Linked DNA regions of Homo sapiens: all the other regions are linked to region 6. The links are chromatin contacts, found by Hi-C or POLR2A ChIA-PET in ENCODE. All regions are on one chromosome and are shown on one strand. The core of a region is the stretch at or near the end of the contact, and the rest is flanking DNA. Distances in the headings are between cores, read along the strand shown. Region 1 holds the start of DHX8 (DEAH-box helicase 8). Region 2 holds the start of ODAD4 (outer dynein arm docking complex subunit 4). Region 3 holds the start of KLHL11 (kelch like family member 11). Region 4 holds the start of TMEM106A (transmembrane protein 106A). Region 5 holds the start of NBR2 (neighbor of BRCA1 lncRNA 2). Region 6 holds the start of RETREG3 (reticulophagy regulator family member 3).

Region 1 (3,072 bases), core at 363-2,862, 870 kb before region 6:
TGAATAAAGGAAACATATTAACGAGATAGCAAAACCGACGAAATTATCACCTCATTATCAACTAAAAGAGAAGAATCCTGCGGGAAAAGTTATATAGGACAGACACATCTTGGCTGGGAGGCAAGAGAAAAAAGTAAACTAAAATATACTGGCTGCAGGGCATCTTCCTAAATGCTATATGGTGACCCTGTGAAGACATCGTCCCACTTCACAGATGAGAAAAACAGCTTCAGAGAAACTATGAATCTTACCAAAGGTCACTCGTCTAACTTCCCTAACCCCTCCTGTCACCTGCCCCTTCCCTTCCATCCCTCCGGTTGATGACTTTATCTTCATTTAGGAAACTGAAGAGTGGGCTGGAACTCTCTCACTCATCTTCCCACCACCAATCTCTAAACTCATCTGAATCTGCAACTGTATTCTCTGTCCTCGCTCCTGTTACAACTGAAGAAGCCTTGCTGTACGTACCAAAGGTCAATCCATCCATTGGTTGCCCTTGATCCCATCCATCCTCTGTACCTTCATAAAGGCTCCATCTGTCTATGGCTTTAGCTTTAGGACCCTAGCCTTTTCTAATTCCTCAGTTTCGGCTCCCCAGATGTAGTTTGCCCCAAAACATCTAGTGACTGGTGTTTAAGACATAGTACAGGACGCAATGGCTCACGCCTGTAATCCCAACACTTTGGGAGGCCGAGGGAAGAGGACTGCTTGAGCCCAGAAGTTCGAGACCAGCCTGGGCAATACAGTGAGACCCCCGTCTCTACAAAAAATTTAAAAATGAGTCGAGCTTGGTGGCGCCCGCCTGTAGTCCCAGCTACTCGGGAGGCTGAGGTGGGAGGACTGCTTGAGCCCAGGAGGTGGAGGCTGCAGTGAGCCGAGATCGTGCCACTGCACTCCAGCCCGGGAAACAGAGCGAGGCCCTGCCTCAAAAAAGAGTACAGGATGAACGGTCAAAGAACACAGTTAAAAGCACAGACGCTAACTACTATGTCACAGAGTGGCGTGAAGACCAAATAAAATAATGTCAATAAAGAGCTGAGCATCGCATCTAGCACATAGTGAGCACCCAATAAACGTCAGCCATCATCGTCGTCATCGCAGCATCTGCTGCTGTTGTTGTTAAACATGTTTAATTGAGGCTGAAAAAACAAACAAAAAACAATCAAGCAGAGATGACCGCCCCGGGCTTCACTGACAGCTCTGGGAAAGTTTCTAAAGTTTCTCGAGGGCTCTCAAGCCGAGGCCACGGCAGCGTGTACCCTGGGCACCGGTGTCTGCGACAGAGAGAGACAGATTCACACGAACATACTTTCGGTCCATCAACCACCTTTCTCCTTCCTCCTTCCTCCTTCCGCTTCCCTCAATCCCAAACTGAGGTCCCAGGGACCTCCCCGAGCTCACCAAGGTCCTTGTCGTTGATCCCCAAGTGATTGTCCAGCTCAGTGCAAACCTTTGACACCAAAGACAGGTACTCGAGTTTGGCAAGTTCTTCCGCGGGGCCTGGCTCCGACCCGATTAAGGCTCCCGCCATGGCTACAGCCACAGCCATGGCTATAGCTTGCCCAGAACCTCCTTCCTCACAGCCGGCGCTCAGAGCTACTCCGGCCGGGTTCCAGCTTTCACTTCCGGGTCAGCGCGCGTCCCCTTTGTTTACGGTAAATTGAAAATTTGAGGAACGAATCAAGTCCCAACAGGATGGATCATAGAGATCAAACAGGAAGTGCTTAAGGAAGGGACAACTAGAGTGGGTTACTCTGCACGCCGATCTGCGCCCTCTACAGGCGAGAAAAATCTCCGCCCGCCCTCAGGCCTGGAAACGTTCACTCAGCGCGCTCCCGCCCTGGGTCGGCAGAGGGCGACCCCGGCCTGCACAAGAGGCGCCGGGAGGCAACCGCAAAACAGCCTGCGCCTGCGCTTTAGAACACTTGAAAAAGGAATCTTAATGCACGTCTGGAAAAAGACAAACTTGCTTTACTGTGGATCCGCAAATTCCCGGCCTCACTTCTTTGTGGTTCCTGTCGTCCGATCTCAAGTGACCCTTGACAAGCCAGTAGGCAGTAGATTGCCTTCTCTTGTTTTACACACGAAGAAACTGGCACTTCCACTGCCAGCTGGCTGCTTGGGCAAATCAATCTCTGGGGCCTTAGTTTTCTCATCTGTAAACTAGAATAATGTTGCTCTACCCTAAATGGAATAACTGCAAGGAGTGTGACACAGAGTAGGCACACCGCAAATGACAGTTACTGTTAATATCACAAGGCTAGGCCGGGTGCAGTGGCTCACGCCTGTAATGCCAGCACTTTGGGAGGCCGAGGCTGGTGGATCACTTGAGGTCAGGAGTTCCAGACCAGCCTGGCCAACGTGGCGAAACTCCATCTCTACTAAAAATAGAAAACTTAGCCGGGCGTGGTGGTGGTGGGCGCCTGTAGTCCCAGCTACTCGGGAGGCTGAGGCACAAGAATCGCTTGAACCCAGGAGGCAGAGGTTGGAGTGACCTGAGTTCACACCACTACACTCCAGCATGGGCGACAGAGTGAGACTTTGTCTCAAAAAAAAAAAAAAAAAAATTCAAGGCTGAGATGATGGTCACAGAACTGGCCTCTGGTCTGTCAAGCACAGATCCCCTTAGTCTGGGAACCCACAGAGCCAGCTGCCTCCACTCTTGTGAAAACCTGCTTTTCAATCCCCAGTTTTCCTGTGTCCTCTCAGAACTTATTCCCCCAGGGGCTGGGCACTGTGGCTCACCCCTGTAATCCCAGCACTTTGGGAGGCCGAGACGGGCGGATCACTTGAGGTCAGGAGTTCAAGACCACTCTGGCCAACATGGTGAAACCTCGTCTGTACTAAAAATACAAAAATTAGCTGGGCGTGATGGTATGTGCCTGTAGTCCCAGCTACTAGGGAGGCTGAGGCGGGAGAATTGCTTGAACCTGGGAGGTGGATGTTGCAGTGAGCTGAGATCTCGCCACTGCACTCTAGCCTGTGCGACAGAGTGAGACTCCGTCTCAAACAAACAAAACACACACACAAAAACAACAACAAACCTTATTCCCCCAAATATCAGCTGTGCTG
Region 2 (3,318 bases), core at 750-3,249, 680 kb after region 6:
CTGTGATTGTGCCACCACATTCCAGCTTGGGAGACAGAACGAGATCCTGTCTCTGAAAAAACAAACAAACAAAAAAAAAACAACAGTTTCCTTATGCAGATGTCAGATGTGTAGTTTTGTGGTTAGCACCTCAGCATTGGAGTCTGAGCCCGGCTTTGAATCCTTCCTCTGCCACTTGCTAGTTTAGCGACCTTGGGCATGTTGCTCAACTTCTGTATATTTCCTAATCTATAAAATTGAGTATGCACTGGGTGGGGTGGTTCACGCCTGTAATCCCAGCACTTTGGGAGGCTGAGGTGGGGGGGGATCACCTGAGGTGGGGAGTTCGAGATCAACCTGACCAACATGGAGAAACCCCGTCTCTACTAAAAATACAAAATTAGCCGAGCATGGTGGTGCATGCCTGGGATCCCAGCTACTCGGGAGGCTGAGGCAGGAGAATCGCTTGAACCTGGGAGGTGGAGGTTGGGGTGAGCCGAGATTGCGCCACTGCACTCCAGCCTGGGCAAGAAGAGCAAAACTCCATCTTAACAACAACAAAAATCCAGTCTGCTTAGCAGTGTGCCTGAGGCTGAGGCAGGAGAATCACTTGAATCCAGGAGGTGGAGGTTGCAGTGAGCCAAGATCGCACCATTGCACTCCAGCCTGGAGACAGAGCAAGACTACGTCTCCAAAACAACAACAACAACAACAACAACAACAACAAAAACCATCACCCAATCCCCTTAGGGTGGGATGATGCAATTTATACTAGGGTTACTATAATAATGTTGCTGGTTGGTGCAGCAGCTCACCTCAGTAATCCCAGCACTTTGGGGGGCCGAGGCAGGTGTATCACTTGAGGTCAGGAGTTCGACACCAGCCTGGCCAACATGGTGAAACCCTGTCTCTACTAAGAATACAAAAATTAGCCAGGCGTGGTGGGACATGCCTGTAATCCCAACTACTCCCTAGGCTGAGGCAGGAAAATCGCTTGAACCTGGGGAGGCGGAAGTTGCAGTGAGCTGAGATCTTGCCACTGCACTCCAGCCTGGGCAACATAGCAAAACTTTGTCTCAAAATTGATAATAATAATCATATGTTGCTTACTGGCCACCTTTTATAAGCAACGGTGTGCTGGGGACATTGAGGCTTCTGCATGCAACCTCCCATCCAATCTGCCAGCAAATGATGGGAAGGTAAGGCTGCTCTGTGGAAGGAGGCCGGTTAATCATGAAACATTTAAGTAAAAGTGGAGGAAAAGGTCACTGTTAACGCAGAGAATGGAGATTGCAAGTGGGAACTGGTAGAAAATGGCCAACCACAGGGCTTATCTGTGACAGCAGTGTGTCCATCAAAAATCAGTGAATAATAGAAACAACAGGGTCCTCCAGGCATCATCAAGACCTCAGTGTTATCTGCAATCAAAAGGTGAGGGCAGGGGGCAGGCGCAGTGGCTCACGCCTGTAATCCCAGCACTTTGGGAGGCCGAAGCGGGTGGATCACGAGGTCAGGAGTTCGAGACCAGCCTGGCCAACACAGTGAAACCCCCATCTCTACTAAAAAGACAAAATAATTAGCCGGGCATGGTGGCACGCGCCTGTAGTCCCAGCTACTTGGGAGGTGGAGGCAGGAGAATCACTTGAACCCGGGAGGCGGAGGTTGCGGCGAGCCGAGATCGTGCCATTGCACTCCAGCCTAGGCAACAAGAGCGAAACTCCGTCACAAAAAAAAAAAAAAAAAAAAAAAAAAAAAGTGACGGGTGATGGGGTGATGGATAGGTTGAGAGCTCGACTCACGTTGCTGAAGCTCTGCGCGGCTTTAGAAAATTCCCCGCACAGGTAGAGCCGCTCGCCTTCGGCCATATAAGAGGGAAAGGTGCTTCGCAAGGTCTCGCCTTCGGGGTCCGACATGGTGACCGGATTTAGAGACGCTAAAGCAGAGACAATCAAAGAAAAGCTGGAGAACCTCTATCTGGTTTGTGGAAGCTCCGTTTCTTAGCAACCATGAGATGTACAGCGACTTCCGGTTCCGCCCCCGTCTGGCAAGGGCCCGGATTCTGGGTACAACCTGCCGGCGTGCGCTTGCGCCAGTTCTGCCGCGCACTGGGCCAGGGAGTGATGATTGCGTGGCTGACGGCTGGGCTGGTTAGTGTTTGCTGTTGCACGCTCTGGCGGTTCTCTCTGGAGTTGCTGCCTGAAAAGGCTCCCTTGTAAGACAGCCAAGAAAACAGGAAGAGGGTTGGAGGCAAAGTTCCGAATAGGGATGAGGCATACGTGGTAAGGATATGTGCACGGCGTACCGCCATTAGGGGGAGAGAGCACTGGGCTTGGAGTCAGCAGACTTGGGCTGACTTCGCTCCTGTCACTTCCTAACTGCGTGACCTCTCGCGGGGCATGTAAGGGCTCCCAGCCTCGAATGTTCCACCTGCCAAATAAATATGAAAATAATGGAACACTCAGGGATGCGAGGATTTGCATAAGAAAACATGGAAAATAACGTTGGGTTCAACATAATTTAACGCAGTTATTTGAGCAGCTACTAGTAGCGGGCCTTGACCAAGGCATATTCTGACGTCCTTCCCCATTCCCTCACCATCACCACTCCTCCAAAAGTGGACTAGGTGCTTCTTCTGGGCTCCAACGATACCCTAAGTAGCTTGCTTAACTGCCTTTACTACGTTACTTCCAAAACGTCCTAATGTCATTGTTAAAGTTTAAATAGTAAAAAGATGTCTTTAACTACAAATGCACACACACACACACACACACGGCATACATGTAAAACTGGGGATATTTGAGTAAGATCAGTGGATTGTATCAGTGTCAATTTTCTGGTTGTGTTATTGTACTAAAGTTTTTAAGGATGTTACCATTGGGAGAAACTGGGAAAAGGGTACATGGGATCTCTTTTGTATTTATTTCTTATGAACTGCATATGAATCTATGATTATCTCAAAAGGTTTAATTCAAAATATAAGAAATAATATGGTCCCTGCTTGAAGGAGTTTTATCTAATAGGGGAGAAAGATGTATAAACAAGTAACGGCCACTTAAGTGATATTAACTAGTAATTAAAAGTTCTGTGTGCCTGTGAGGGAGATGAGGACAAAGTGGTGTGAAACCCAGGCAAATGAATGATTCAGCCAGGGTCTGGGATGGGTTAGAGACATGTTCATAGAGGGGTAATATTTGAGCTGAGGGTGAGTATGGTGGAGCCCAGTAGACGTAAGTAGAGAATGAGAGCTAGGTGTGGTGGCTCATGCCTGTAATCCCAGTACTTTGGAGACTGAGGTGGGAGGATCGCTTGAGCTCAGGAGTTCGAGACCAGTCTGGGCAA
Region 3 (3,058 bases), core at 74-2,573, 740 kb after region 6:
AGTAGCTGGGACTACAGGAGCATGCCACCACTCCAGGCTAACTTTTGTATTTTTTGTGGAGATAAGGTTCTGCTGTATTTCCCAGGCTCTTCTGGAACTCATGGACTCAAGCAATCCATCCTCCTTGGCCTCCCAAAGTGCTGTTACAGGCGTGAGCCACTGTGCCTGGCCTGGCCTGAACTGTACTAATAGTTTCAGTATATATGGTTTTAAAAATGCTCATCTACGGTCAGGCGTGGTGGCTCATGCCTGTAATCCCAGCACTTTGGGAGGCTGAGGCGGGTGGATCACGAGGTCAGCAGATCGAGACCATCCTGGCTAACACGGTGAAACCCCGTCTCTATTAAAAATACAAAAACTTAGCCAGGCATGGTGGCGGGCGCCTGTAGTCCCAGCTACTCCGGAGGCTGAGGCAGGAGAATGGCGTGAACCCGGGAGGCGGAGGTTGCAGTGAGCCGAGACCCGCGCCACTGCACTCCAGCCTGGGCGACAGAGCGAGACTCCGTCTCAAAAAAAAAAAAAAAAAAAAAATTAGCCTGGAGTGGTGGCGGGCGCCTGTAGTCCCAGCTACTCGGGAGGCTGAGGCACAAGAATCGCTTGAACCCGGGCGGCGGAGGTTGCAATAAGCGAAGAGCGCGCCACTGCACTCCAGCCTGGGCGACAGAGCGAGACTCCGTCTCAAAAAAAAAAAAAAAAAAAAAATTAGCCTGGAGTGGTGGCGGGCGCCTGTAGTCCCAGCTACTCGGGAGGCTGAGGCACAAGAATCGCTTGAACCCGGGCAGCGGAGGTTGCAATAAGCGAAGAGCGCGCCACTGCACTCCAGCCTGGGCGACAGAGCGAGACTCCGTCTCAAAAAAAAAAAAAACAAAAAACCCAAAACAAAACAAAAACAAAAAGAAACAAAAAAAAAAACGGATAACGAGTAACTCATTCATCCCTCATCCACTTAGCTGGGGCTAGATCTTATAAAAATCCTGTATTGCCACTCAAGGCTTTAACAACAGGTGATGGTCTAAGGTGGCTTTACTCGACAAAATGACTGCAGAGAGCATGCTACCCACTAAGGAAAGGAAGCGAGCCATACTCGCACCGACGCCCTGGGGGTAGGCCTGGGGCGAAGTCTTCTGGACTGGGCGACTGTTACTGACGGACCTCACCAAGGCAGGCAGAGCTGCTGGAGGCGAGGCGGCGCTGCTGGAGGCGAGGCGGCGCTGCTGGAGGCGAGGCGGCGCTGCTGGAGGCGAGGCGGCGCATGTGCGGCCGGCGGGCGACCTGGCCCCGCCCCGCGCGCACTATTTAATCCCAGAATCCCTCTGTGTCGTACCAACAGCCGCATCGTTCCGAGGCTGTGGAGGCCGGGCGCAGCGGCGTCAAGATGGCGGCTGCGGCAGTGGCGGCGGCGGCGGCGGCGGCCGCGGCTGCATCTCTTCAGGTACTGGAGATGGAGAGCATGGAGACGGCCGCCGCCGGCTCGGCAGGACTGGCCGCCGAGGTCCGAGGCAGCGGCACGGTGGACTTCGGGCCTGGGCCGGGGATCTCTGCAATGGAGGCGAGCGGGGGCGATCCGGGCCCAGAAGCCGAGGATTTCGAGTGCAGCTCTCACTGCTCAGAGCTGTCCTGGCGGCAGAACGAGCAGCGGCGCCAGGGCCTCTTCTGCGACATTACCCTGTGCTTCGGCGGGGCTGGAGGCCGCGAGTTCCGGGCCCACCGCTCGGTACTGGCTGCCGCCACCGAGTACTTCACGCCCCTGCTCTCGGGCCAGTTTTCCGAGTCCCGCTCGGGACGGGTGGAGATGCGCAAGTGGAGCTCCGAGCCGGGGCCCGAACCCGACACAGTGGAAGCCGTAATCGAGTACATGTACACCGGGCGCATCCGCGTCAGCACGGGCAGCGTGCACGAGGTGCTGGAGTTGGCCGACAGGTAGGCGAGGGAGGCGGGAGCGCGGAGGGCGGCGGGCGCGGAGAGGGGGAGATGCTCGCTGGCGGAGGGGAGGGCAGTGCCTGCCACGGCAGCTCGCGAGTCCTGAGTGAATGCATTGGTTTCACACTCGCTGAGCGCCTGCTTGGGGGCAGCCACCGCGGTGGGCGAGGAGGATGCACCATCAGGTCCGGCGAGGGCGCCCCGCGCCCAAGGAGCTCAGATACTAGGTGATGGGACAAAAGTGATGAAAAGGAAAGTCAGTATGTGGTAACTGTTGTGCTGACGTTCAAAAGGAATGAAAGGCTAGGGATTGAATAAAGATCTTTCTGAAGAGGTGAAGTTTAGATCGACCTCTGAATGTCAAAAAATAACTGACCGTGCAAAGATGGGGAATGAATATTCCAGACAGCGCAAACGCCCTCAGGCAGGATCCAGTTTGGCTTAGAGAAGAGAATTAAAATATAGTCCAGTGAGGCTGGATCTAGTGGATGAAGGGGAGAAGGATGCGTGAGATGCGTTGGAATAAGGAGTTTGGATTTCACTAAGTGTGATAGGAAGCTGGGTAAAGAAATAGCTCATTTAAATATTTTAATATTATTCTGCCACTGTGTTAAACGGATTGTAGGGAGCAGGAATGCTCCAGAGACTGGTTAGAAGGCAGGTAATACCGTTTATAGAGATGGAGAGGCGTTTGTTTTGGCAATTATCATCTTACAGATACATTAACAAAAATGCCTATTGAGCGCCTATTACGCATCAGCTCAGATGCGGGATTCTAAGGTGCTAGGGTTTCAGCAGTGATCAAAACAGACAAAAGTCCTTTTCCTTATCGCACTTAGGTTGGTAGATGGACGGTAAATAAGTAAAATGTATAGCCTGTTGGATGATTGTTAAATGTATAGCCTGTTGGATGATTGTCATCACTGATGAAAAATAAAGCATGGGGGGAGTACATAGAAACTGCTGGGGGAGAGGAAGTGTTTTCCAAATTGGGTGGATAGAGAATGCCCTATGAAGAAGACGTTTTGCTAAGAACCGAAGGAGGTAAGGTAGACTGTGTCAGGTAGGGGACACAGGTACAGAGGCTCTGAGGTGGAGCTTGTATGTTAGAGAACAGTGGGGAGCCAGTGTGGCTGTA
Region 4 (3,470 bases), core at 819-3,318, 600 kb before region 6:
CAGCCCCCAGGGGCAATGGCTTGTGAAGCTAGGGGAGGAAGGGGGGCTTACGTGTGCTTGGGCTTCAGCCTCTGGTCCCCATAGGGAATGAGAGCCACCAACTGCTTCTCCAGCTCTAGAGAGAGAGAAGGTGAGAGGGAGGGCCAAGATGCAACTGTGACAAATATTTACTGTGCCAGCTTCCCAGAAGCACGCCTCCACCCACACCATAGAGCAATGTTAGAAACATGCCACATCTGCCCCAGAGCAGGACTGGAAGCACTGGACTCTGCTACCAAAGTTGGCAGCTCAGCTTTGCCATCTCTAGAATGGAAGTGAGATTTCCACTAATAGGTATGAAGAATCTCTGAAAGTCACCAGCAAATCAGAGATGCCCAGCATCTTTGGAAAGTTCATTTGTAACTTCCTGAACTGAATGAATCCTAGGACACACAGTGTTGCTCAGAAGCACAGTGGCTAGAATCCTTCTTTCCCACAAGGGGCTGGAGAATACAACCAGGGAAGGAGGGCAGGTTTTTGCAGGGAACCCAAGGATAGTTAAGTATCTCCCTGGCCAGCCTGAGACTGGGAGGTCAAGAGCTGGGAGCAGATCTAACCCCATCCAAGGAGACTCAGAGGGGCTGCCCCAGGCCAACAGGCTAAGAACTTTCCCTGGATTCCAGGCTATTTCCAGAGCCTTGGGCCACTCACCTTGGGGAATCTTGCCACTGCCCTGGCAGGTGGGACAAGTCACGAAGCTGGCATCAGCAGTTCCTTCACAAGGCACACAGGAACAAAAAGACTTGCTGCTACCGGTGCTGGAGTAGTTGACAGCCTTGCTGCCAATGGCTGGTTTGGAGGACAGGATTGACTTGTTCTCATCCTCCCGCCAAGAGCCCAGCTGGGAAAACGTCTTACCCATTCTTCAGGGGCGGGGGTTTCACTAATGAGAAAAGACCAAAGTTCAGTGCTAAGCTTGTTAGCACTGACGCCAGATGTAATTTTGGTTTGAAGTTCTCAAGACTGGCAAGGAGCTTCACCACAGTTTAAGCAAGCTCAAGCCTAAGGAAGATAGGATGTGAAAAACTGGGTGGTCACATGGGACTCTCAGAAGTCTCAATGCATTTCGACTCCTTTCATTATTTTAAAAGAGACCAATCTGCCTACAAAAGGGAAAACAAAAGAAAAGCAGAAGTTACTTCACTTTAAGGAACTTCCATAAGTGATTGTCAGAGCATTTAATTTTTCTCTGGAAAAGTTGCTGAGCTGTCATTCAGTTTAAGGGAAGGAAGTTGGATAGGGCAGAAAAGAGATTCTTTGAATCAAGGAGAGAGGAGGCCAGACTGGTCACAGGTGTGGTTAAGACCCCTATCTAAAGAAGCCCTGGGAGAAAGCAGACACCTCACTGCTTTCTGAGGCGGGGTAAGAAAGCCTGAGGAGGGTCATAGTGATACCAGGGTCTGTCTTTCACTAGGAAAACTCAAGGCTAAATCTGGACTCTGTGTGACAGAACGAGGCCGGCAAGTGAGCCACACAGATCTTTCTGGGCTAAAATATAGGGATGCTCACCTTGTTCAGGTCTGGGATCCCAGGCTCCTCAGCCGCACGAGGGCGAGACTTCTGGAGTGCGTCTTTGGGGAGAAGGGCCTCTAAGGGCAGAGTGGGCTGGGCTGGGCTGAGCTGAGCTGGGCGGTGGTGGGGAGAAGCACCGCCTGGGGCCGGCAACCGGCCGGAGTCCTAGGGGAACGAATGTGCCGCACTGGAGAGTGGGGATAGTAAGGACGCTGACCTCCCCGAAGGGCCAAGCCGATTCCTGGGCTACATGGGGGCTCTGCCATGGGCCGACCGGGTGGAAGCGGACGGAGAAGGTGTGACTTCATTAAGGGAGGATTTCAAGTCCCACCACACACCCCTAGAGGCCGTTAGTCAAGCTTGGTACCCGTGCGGGGGGCGCCTGTGTGTTGGGCGAGGAGGCGGCAACAGGAGGTGTCTTGACCTCCGAAAGGTAAAGTAGGTATAAAGGGTCTAGGGAGGGCCTTACCCGCGGACGACTGCAGCGACAGAAACGGAAGAGAGTGGAATCGAAAATGCGGGAGCGAACACTCCCCTCAAGCTTTGACTCAGTGCCCAGGGAAGTCCCGCCCCAGCCCCTAAGGGCCCACCCCCCCGTCCCCCGGTCCGCCCCTTCGCCACGCAGCAGCCTGAGACGCTGCCAGCTCTTCAAACGTTACCCGAGGGCCCGGACGCTGCTTCCGCAAGGACTAGCCAGTCCGGGTAGGAATTTCCAAGAACATTTATTTCACCATTCTTTAGGTGGTTATGTACAAGTACATACATAACCAGGAGAGCAACCCGGGCCCTCCTGGCCCTCGATTATAAAACTCCGATGGTCAAGACAGGTCCCACCCATCAACCCAATTACACCCTGCCGCTCCACCTTCTACCCGGAAGCCCCGATTAAAACGTTTTAAATAATGAACGGCCTGGCTGGCTTGCAGTTTGAATCCTGGTTTATTTAAGTAGCATTCAGGAGTTATACTGTAAATAAACATCATTATGGCTAATGACTAATTAAAATCACCATTCATTACAAATACCAACCAGGTTAGATAATACTATTAACTATCTTTTCCCCTTCGGTCTGGGGTTCATATTCTTCCTTTTCTGGAAGTCATTTTCATGGATAAAATATTTAGCATTTTTTGTTACCTCTTCCTTCACCAACTGTACTCAACACACTTCTGTAAACAGAGTGAGAACCTGGGTTCATGGACAAGCTCTTTTCCACTTATCTTCGGGTTAAACCAAAACTTTTTCAGCAACTTTGCCCCTGTCCAAGTTTTGCAGAACACCAGCTGCCTCTTCCTGTTCTAGGCATTCTAGGGCTAGATACCTGTGAACGGACTTCAAGCATTAAAGAAGTCATCAGCATTTCCTATACCTCACACACACTCATTTGCCCACCCTGAACTTCACTGACATTAATTTAGGAGCCTGCCTTTTGCCTTTCACATGTTTCTATTTCCCCCACTGTACTGTAAAATAAGATCTGCCCTGACATTAAGAAAAAAGGCAACTGTTAAATTTACTTTTCCCTTTAAATAACGGGATTTTTTCCTTTTCTATAAGATTAGCAAAATATTTCACAATACCTATATTTTTTCCCTTAAATAAAAATGTATGCAAAATTACTATAATAGACATTGCTCAATAGGTGCTGGTAGGTTTATCAGCACACTCTTCCTCCTTTCATTGAAATGCGGAGATTCCCTTGAAGTTGGATACTCTTGAATGCACCATGGAGTCTTTAGAAAGCAACGGTGCCAATTATTAAGTATTGCAGGAAAATTACTTTCTCCTTGAGAGAGGAAGAGTAACAACATTTCTATCATGCTCTGGGTGTTATTTCAATGCCAAATAACTATGAAGCTTGAGGTGGATTACAGAAATTATGAGAATAAGAATTATGAGAATAATTCTTAAAAACAACT
Region 5 (2,979 bases), core at 480-2,979, 520 kb before region 6:
AGTTTTCCAAGTCCCCATCTGACTCAGGAGCCCAGCTGGCTTCACCTAGTGGATCCTGCGCAGGGCTGTGCCGGGCGCCTGCACTCCTCTCAGCCCTTGGGCAGTCGATGGGACCGGGCGCTGAGGAGCAGGGGGCGGTGCCCGTCGGGGAGGCTCAGGCCACGCTGGAGCTCACAGGGGTTGGGAGGGGGCTCGGGCATGGCGGGCTGCAGGTCCTGAGCCTTGCCCTGTGCAGGGCGGCTGGGGCCCGGTGAGAATTCAAGCGGGGTGCAGGCGGGCCGGCAGTGCTGGGGGACCCGGCGCACCCTCTGCAGCTGCTGGCCCGGGTGCTAGGCCCCTGACTGCCCGGGGCCGGGGGTGCGGGGCCCGCTGAGCCCGCGCCCACCTGGAACTCGCGCTGGCTGGCGAGCGCTGCGCGCAGCCCCAGTTCCCACACCCGCCTCTCCCTCCACACTTCCCCGCAAGCAGAGGGAGCCGGCTCTGGCTTCGGCCAGCCCAGAGAGGGGCCCCCACAGCGCAGTGGCGGGCTGAAGGGCTCCTCCAGCACGGCCAGAATGGACGCCAAGGCCGAGGAGGCGCCGAGAGCGAGCGAGGGCTGCTAGCACGTTGTCACCTCGCATTCTGAACCACAGACTCTCCAACTCTCCGGCGCTTTTCGCCCACTCGGTCCCTCAGAACACGAAGGGCTCTCTCATCCTGTCACTAAAACGATTAGCTGTCCGGAGACACGGAAAAAGTCGCCCCTCTTCTTTGCAGGATTCCTCCCTTGAACTTCTCCAAACCCTCTTAGTGTGACGTGACCCCACCCCTAGCTAACCCAGGCTGCTTCCTTACCAGCTTCCCGCCCCCTGGGGAGGCGGCAATGCAAAGACCGTCCGCTGCCAGCTCTGCCGCTATCTCTGTGGGGTGAATCTAACATGGCGGACAAAGACAGTAACTAGTCCCGTTTCTCCGCGTTTTCGCCAAGAAGATTGGCTCTTACCACTTGTCCCTCAAAACGACCACCCCATTGACTGGTGGCGATTGCGTCGACGGAGACGGGGCAAAAGCAAGCTGAACCCGAAAAATAACAAACACTGGGGCTGAGGGGTGGAACTACGAGTGCGCAGACATGGGCCAGAGCGCATTTCCCCTGCCCCAGGCAAATTCGGCGCTCACTGCGTCCCCGCAGGCCACTGACCTTACAAGACTACTTGCCCCAGACTCCTGGGGCTGGATGGGAATTGTAGTCTCCCTAAAGAGTTGTACGTATCTTTTTAAGGCCTAGTTTCTGCTTTCAAAATACGAAAACATAACACTCCAGTCCATAACTGTTGACAAGTACAAGCGCGCACAGGTCTCCAATCTATCCACTGGATTTCCGTGAGAATTGTGCCCGCTCTGGTATTGGATGTTCCTCTCCATAAGACTACAGTTTCTAAGGAACACTGTGGCGAAGACCTTTCATTCCGCAACGCATGCTGGAAATAATTATTTCCCTCCACCCCCCCAACAATCCTTATTACTTATATTTACCGAAACTGGAGACCTCCATTAGGGCGGAAAGAGTGGGGGATTGGGACCTCTTCTTACGACTGCTTTGGACAATAGGTAGCGATTCTGACCTTCGTACAGCAATTACTGTGATGCAATAAGCCGCAACTGGAAGAGTAGAGGCTAGAGGGCAGGCACTTTATGGCAAACTCAGGTAGAATTCTTCCTCTTCCGTCTCTTTCCTTTTACGTCATCCGGGGGCAGACTGGGTGGCCAATCCAGAGCCCCGAGAGACGCTTGGCTCTTTCTGTCCCTCCCATCCTCTGATTGTACCTTGATTTCGTATTCTGAGAGGCTGCTGCTTAGCGGTAGCCCCTTGGTTTCCGTGGCAACGGAAAAGCGCGGGAATTACAGATAAATTAAAACTGCGACTGCGCGGCGTGAGCTCGCTGAGACTTCCTGGACGGGGGACAGGCTGTGGGGTTTCTCAGATAACTGGGCCCCTGCGCTCAGGAGGCCTTCACCCTCTGCTCTGGGTAAAGGTAGTAGAGTCCCGGGAAAGGGACAGGGGGCCCAAGTGATGCTCTGGGGTACTGGCGTGGGAGAGTGGATTTCCGAAGCTGACAGATGGGTATTCTTTGACGGGGGGTAGGGGCGGAACCTGAGAGGCGTAAGGCGTTGTGAACCCTGGGGAGGGGGGCAGTTTGTAGGTCGCGAGGGAAGCGCTGAGGATCAGGAAGGGGGCACTGAGTGTCCGTGGGGGAATCCTCGTGATAGGAACTGGAATATGCCTTGAGGGGGACACTATGTCTTTAAAAACGTCGGCTGGTCATGAGGTCAGGAGTTCCAGACCAGCCTGACCAACGTGGTGAAACTCCGTCTCTACTAAAAATACAAAAATTAGCCGGGCGTGGTGCCGCTCCAGCTACTCAGGAGGCTGAGGCAGGAGAATCGCTAGAACCCGGGAGGCGGAGGTTGCAGTGAGCCGAGATCGCGCCATTGCACTCCAGCCTGGGCGACAGAGCGAGACTGTCTCAAAACAAAACAAAACAAAACAAAACAAAAAACACCGGCTGGTATGTATGAGAGGATGGGACCTTGTGGAAGAAGAGGTGCCAGGAATATGTCTGGGAAGGGGAGGAGACAGGATTTTGTGGGAGGGAGAACTTAAGAACTGGATCCATTTGCGCCATTGAGAAAGCGCAAGAGGGAAGTAGAGGAGCGTCAGTAGTAACAGATGCTGCCGGCAGGGATGTGCTTGAGGAGGATCCAGAGATGAGAGCAGGTCACTGGGAAAGGTTAGGGGCGGGGAGGCCTTGATTGGTGTTGGTTTGGTCGTTGTTGATTTTGGTTTTATGCAAGAAAAAGAAAACAACCAGAAACATTGGAGAAAGCTAAGGCTACCACCACCTACCCGGTCAGTCACTCCTCTGTAGCTTTCTCTTTCTTGGAGAAAGGAAAAGACCCAAGGGGTTGGCAGCAATATGTGAAAAAATTCAGAATTTA
Region 6 (3,177 bases), core at 331-2,830:
CTATAAAACAGCCTGTCTTCATTGAAATTTGTTTTTGCTGATAAACTAGTTATGAAATGTCCTTTGGTTTCATGGCTTTCTGGATCCTGGAAAGGCAGATAAGGGACTGTGGACCTGTAGTACTTACTTCTAGGGTTGTTGGGAGATTTAGAAAAATTAATATATGTAAAGCACTTAGAATGACCTGGCACACTGCATTAGCTAGTGTAGGCGCTTGACAATATTACATAGTCCACTCCCTGCAGCCAGGTCTCTCCCTCCAGCATTCATACATCCCTGATCCGGTTTTCCCTCTCTTCGGGACGTCATAGAGCCTGTCCCTACCCAGCGAGTTGTGGGCCCTGCCAGGGAATAGGAAACGACCTGGGAGAATCCGCTGGCCCAGTTGTTGCCAGCTCCTCCTCCATGTTCCGACAGGTAGATGTTCTCTGGGTTGTAGAGCTTGGCATAGGGGGAGTTGAGGATGGAGTGGATCACCCGGGGTTCCAAGTCCAGCAGCACGGCCCGGGGGATGTAGTGCTCATCGTCTGCCTGTCAAGGGGAGTCCAGGAGGGGGCCCAATCAGCTAGGGCGGCCCAAGTCCGAAGTCCTCCCAACTCTGGCTCCCTCCGGCCCTCCCTCCTCAAGCCAGCCGCCTGGCCCTACTGCCCAGCGGGGTTCCCAGTACCAGGCCACTCCCTTCCCTTCCGCCCCCTTGGGCAACTGCCGCCCCCGGCCAAGTCGCTGGGGGCACCTGGTAGAAAAAGACGTCCTTGCGGTCAGTGCCCTCGGTGGCGAACTCCTCCACGATGCCCTCGGGGCTGATACCATGCTCGGCGCACAGCTGTTTCCAGAACTCGAACCCAACTGGGGGGAAGGGGCGGGCAGGGGAGAAAGAAGATATCTAGGTCCGGGCAGGTTCCAATCAGGAGCCGGGGGACTGGGCGCCTGCGTCCAGGGATAAGAAGTCAAGCCGCAGGACTCTCCCGTGTCTGAGGAAAGGACTGTACGCCAGGGACTGGGCAGGGGAGGGCCCCTCGGGGTTGGGCAAGTGGACACTGGGTCAGGGATGTCTCGCCTTTCAGAGAACTACGATTCTGGCAAGGACAGATGGAGTCCAGGATCCCACAGCGAGATCCCATTGACCCTAAGGAACCTGGCTAGCTGAGGGGCCGGAGTTTCGCTCACTCTGATTGCCGCACTGGCCCAACTGTAGGGTGATGATTTCCCTCGGCATCGCTCCTCAGGCACCGGCGTTGCAGCCGCTCCCGCCCGCAACGGCGCCGCACGCCAGCCCGCTCGCCGCAAGACGCAGGCGCCAAACAACCAGCTCCACCCACGAACTTCCTCCGCTCCAATGAGAATCGAGTTCTGGCAATGAATGGCACGTCTTTAAGCACTGGCCTTCGTTCATGCAGATTGCGCGTGCGCGGCTCCGGATGCGGCTCGGCGCCTCCGGATCCGGCTCCGCGCCTCAGTGAGGGCGGGGTACGGCGTCCTCCCTCCCCTCTGGGTGGGCGCCTGCTTGGGCCTGCGCGCAAGCGCGCTGTGGTGCGAAGCCACCTCCCCCGCCGAATCGCGCATCTGCGCAGTTGCTGTTATTGTGACTTGTCGGGCCACGGCCCCGGATGTTGTGGCTGCCGCGGGGAGATGGCTGAGGCCGAAGGGGTTCCCACGACCCCAGGCCCGGCTTCGGGGTCGACTTTCAGGGGCCGCCGAGATGTGTCAGGCTCCTGGGAGCGGGACCAGCAGGTTGAGGCGGCGCAGCGGGCCCTGGTGGAGGTGCTGGGGCCTTACGAGCCTCTGCTGAGTCGGGTGCAGGCAGCCCTGGTGTGGGAGCGGCCAGCTAGGAGCGCTCTGTGGTGCCTGGGGCTGAACGCGGCTTTCTGGTGAGAGAACTGGACCCTCGGAAACCCTCCGAGTCCCGAATTCGTTGGTTCCTCTAGGGCTCTACTTCTCGCCTGCCCTGTTTTCTTCGCTGCACTGGCTCCTTCCTGTACTTGCCTAATTTTGCCTCACCTCCTTCCACTCCATCCCGCCTGCAGGCTTCGGCACCCTAGTTCTTCCCAGGGCCGTCCACCCATCTTCTCTGCCTTACCTGTGCCCGCACCCCCGCCCCGCACATCTGGCGGGAGCTTCTGGTAACATCTTGAGCCGCTCAAGAGTGAGCGAGGGCTCCTCTTTTGAGCCCGACAAAGCTGCGTCCCTTTAAAGCCATCACTTCCTTTCTCTTGTCTGCTCAAGTGCAAGTTCTAGATTGTTTCCAGAGGTTTTAGTAGTTTATTGTTGGAGTAGAGGCGTGAAGTCTTGCAAAGGTATCCATAGGTGTGATTATAAAACAAGCTTGAGCGATTCGCATGAATTAGCATGTTATATATCTAGGAAGGAAGTTTATGAAGTCTAAGCGTCAGTGTGAGCCCCCAAAGCTGAAAATTGAAAGAAAATTACAAGCTTTTAAAGAACAGTTAGGAAATGATGACGGAGATTACACGCGTGTCAAAGCCACCTGTGATTGTAACTCCTCCCTGTTCCAAGGAATTAGAGAGGCATCCTTAGCCATGGTTTATAGGCAAGGAAATTGATGTCTAATACTGTGTGTGAGTTTTCCTGAGCTGGAAAAGTAGCACTGTAAATATGCTTTATTTGTGTGTGTCATGCTCTGTGAAAATGGAACTGCTGCTTCTCTCAGTTGTCATCACCTGAAGTGGACCTAGGACTTCATAGGATCTACCAACCATAATTTTGGATTTATTTGTAATGGAGGAGGTTCCAAGGGAACTGACTTATAGGGGGCTTTCTGCTGCTGAATGGATTAAGACTATTCTGGATAAGCCTGAAACAACAAAATATGTGTGTTTTTTAATTGTGTTTTTGCTAAAAATAGCTTTCCCCTTAAAATTTGTTTTAAAATCAAAACATTTATTATCCTTTATCTGAAAGATTTTCAGTGAGCTGAAGCAGAACAAATAATTCCAAGTTCATTGACCCGAAAACAGTGTTCAGCTATTAAGCTAATCCTCTCCCAGTTTGAAAGAGACCCAGTTAAAGGTGTCACAGTAGTCTCTGGCATTTGTGGCTTCCAGAGCCTTTAGCAAACTCGATGGTAAACTTTTCCTACCACGTTCTTCATTTATTTTTGGTAGTGCTTTTTCCCTTTTTTTTTTTTTTAAGACAGAGTTTCACTCTTATTGCCCAGGC

What was found. A loop is a pair of places that touch in the nucleus more often than their neighbours do. ChIA-PET counts read pairs that join two places held with the same protein, here RNA polymerase II (POLR2A). Pooled maps may share reads with other maps.
Region 1: a loop to region 6 is called in a map of naive thymus-derived CD4-positive, alpha-beta T cell, with 12 times the contacts of the local background. The contact joins the promoter of DHX8 here to the promoter of RETREG3 in region 6. A Hi-C loop is called at or near these places in 1 of 168 maps with a recorded cell type or tissue (naive thymus-derived CD4-positive, alpha-beta T cell) and 6 of 50 pooled maps. POLR2A ChIA-PET finds 5 or more read pairs at or near these places in 2 of 52 experiments (activated B cell and activated T-cell).
Region 2: a loop to region 6 is called in a pooled map, with 13 times the contacts of the local background. The contact joins the promoter of ODAD4 here to the promoter of RETREG3 in region 6. A Hi-C loop is called at or near these places in 5 of 50 pooled maps. POLR2A ChIA-PET finds 5 or more read pairs at or near these places in 4 of 52 experiments (B cell, OCI-LY7, PC-9 and 1 more).
Region 3: a loop to region 6 is called in a pooled map, with 9 times the contacts of the local background. The contact joins the promoter of KLHL11 here to the promoter of RETREG3 in region 6. A Hi-C loop is called at or near these places in 6 of 50 pooled maps. POLR2A ChIA-PET finds 5 or more read pairs at or near these places in 4 of 52 experiments (A549, IMR-90, activated CD4-positive, alpha-beta T cell and 1 more).
Region 4: a loop to region 6 is called in a pooled map, with 5 times the contacts of the local background. The contact joins the promoter of TMEM106A here to the promoter of RETREG3 in region 6. A Hi-C loop is called at or near these places in 4 of 50 pooled maps. POLR2A ChIA-PET finds 5 or more read pairs at or near these places in 4 of 52 experiments (GM10248, OCI-LY7, WTC11 and 1 more).
Region 5: a map of naive thymus-derived CD4-positive, alpha-beta T cell shows a loop between it and region 6 (23-fold over the local background). The contact joins the promoter of NBR2 here to the promoter of RETREG3 in region 6. A Hi-C loop is called at or near these places in 1 of 168 maps with a recorded cell type or tissue (naive thymus-derived CD4-positive, alpha-beta T cell) and 12 of 50 pooled maps.

What each region holds. Positions count from the first base shown.
Region 1 is chr17:43,482,515-43,485,586 of GRCh38, reverse strand. DHX8 (DEAH-box helicase 8) reads right to left here and starts at 1,612. Exons shown (of 23, transcript NM_004941.3): 1 at 1,402-1,612. The coding sequence starts at 1,549. RefSeq lists enhancers at 1,348-1,777, 1,077-1,919.
Region 2 is chr17:41,929,298-41,932,615 of GRCh38, reverse strand. ODAD4 (outer dynein arm docking complex subunit 4) reads right to left here and starts at 1,999. Exons shown (of 12, transcript NM_031421.5): 1 at 1,779-1,999. The coding sequence starts at 1,892. It also overlaps a transcript of ACLY not described here. RefSeq lists enhancers at 1,891-1,990, 2,171-2,260, 1,973-2,876.
Region 3 is chr17:41,863,688-41,866,745 of GRCh38, reverse strand. It overlaps KLHL11 (kelch like family member 11), which reads left to right and starts at 1,323. Exons shown (of 2, transcript NM_018143.3): 1 at 1,323-1,920. The coding sequence starts at 1,376. RefSeq lists enhancers at 138-638, 639-1,139, 2,883-3,058 and a silencer at 1,173-1,362.
Region 4 is chr17:43,210,473-43,213,942 of GRCh38, reverse strand. TMEM106A (transmembrane protein 106A) reads right to left here and starts at 2,068. Exons shown (of 9, transcript NM_145041.4): 1 at 2,021-2,068; 2 at 1,549-1,716; 3 at 691-922; 4 at 52-115. The coding sequence starts at 901. It overlaps NBR1 (NBR1 autophagy cargo receptor), which reads right to left. Exons shown (of 21, transcript NM_005899.5): 21 at 2,255-3,470.
Region 5 is chr17:43,124,307-43,127,285 of GRCh38, reverse strand. It overlaps NBR2 (neighbor of BRCA1 lncRNA 2), which reads right to left and starts at 1,729. Exons shown (of 8, transcript NR_138145.1): 1 at 1,516-1,729. BRCA1 (BRCA1 DNA repair associated) reads left to right here and starts at 1,922. Exons shown (of 23, transcript NM_007294.4): 1 at 1,922-2,015. RefSeq lists enhancers at 1-543, 1,472-1,561, 1,691-1,715, 1,612-1,741, 1,848-1,870, silencers at 550-567, 2,591-2,626, cis regulatory regions at 592-621, 972-1,001, 1,678-1,686, 1,848-1,870 and promoters at 1,671-1,937, 181-1,937.
Region 6 is chr17:42,607,777-42,610,953 of GRCh38, reverse strand. It overlaps RETREG3 (reticulophagy regulator family member 3), which reads left to right and starts at 1,580. Exons shown (of 9, transcript NM_178126.4): 1 at 1,580-1,868. The coding sequence starts at 1,630. TUBG1 (tubulin gamma 1) reads right to left here and starts at 1,271. Exons shown (of 11, transcript NM_001070.5): 1 at 1,168-1,271; 2 at 734-846; 3 at 364-531. The coding sequence starts at 1,216. RefSeq lists an enhancer at 1,589-1,698.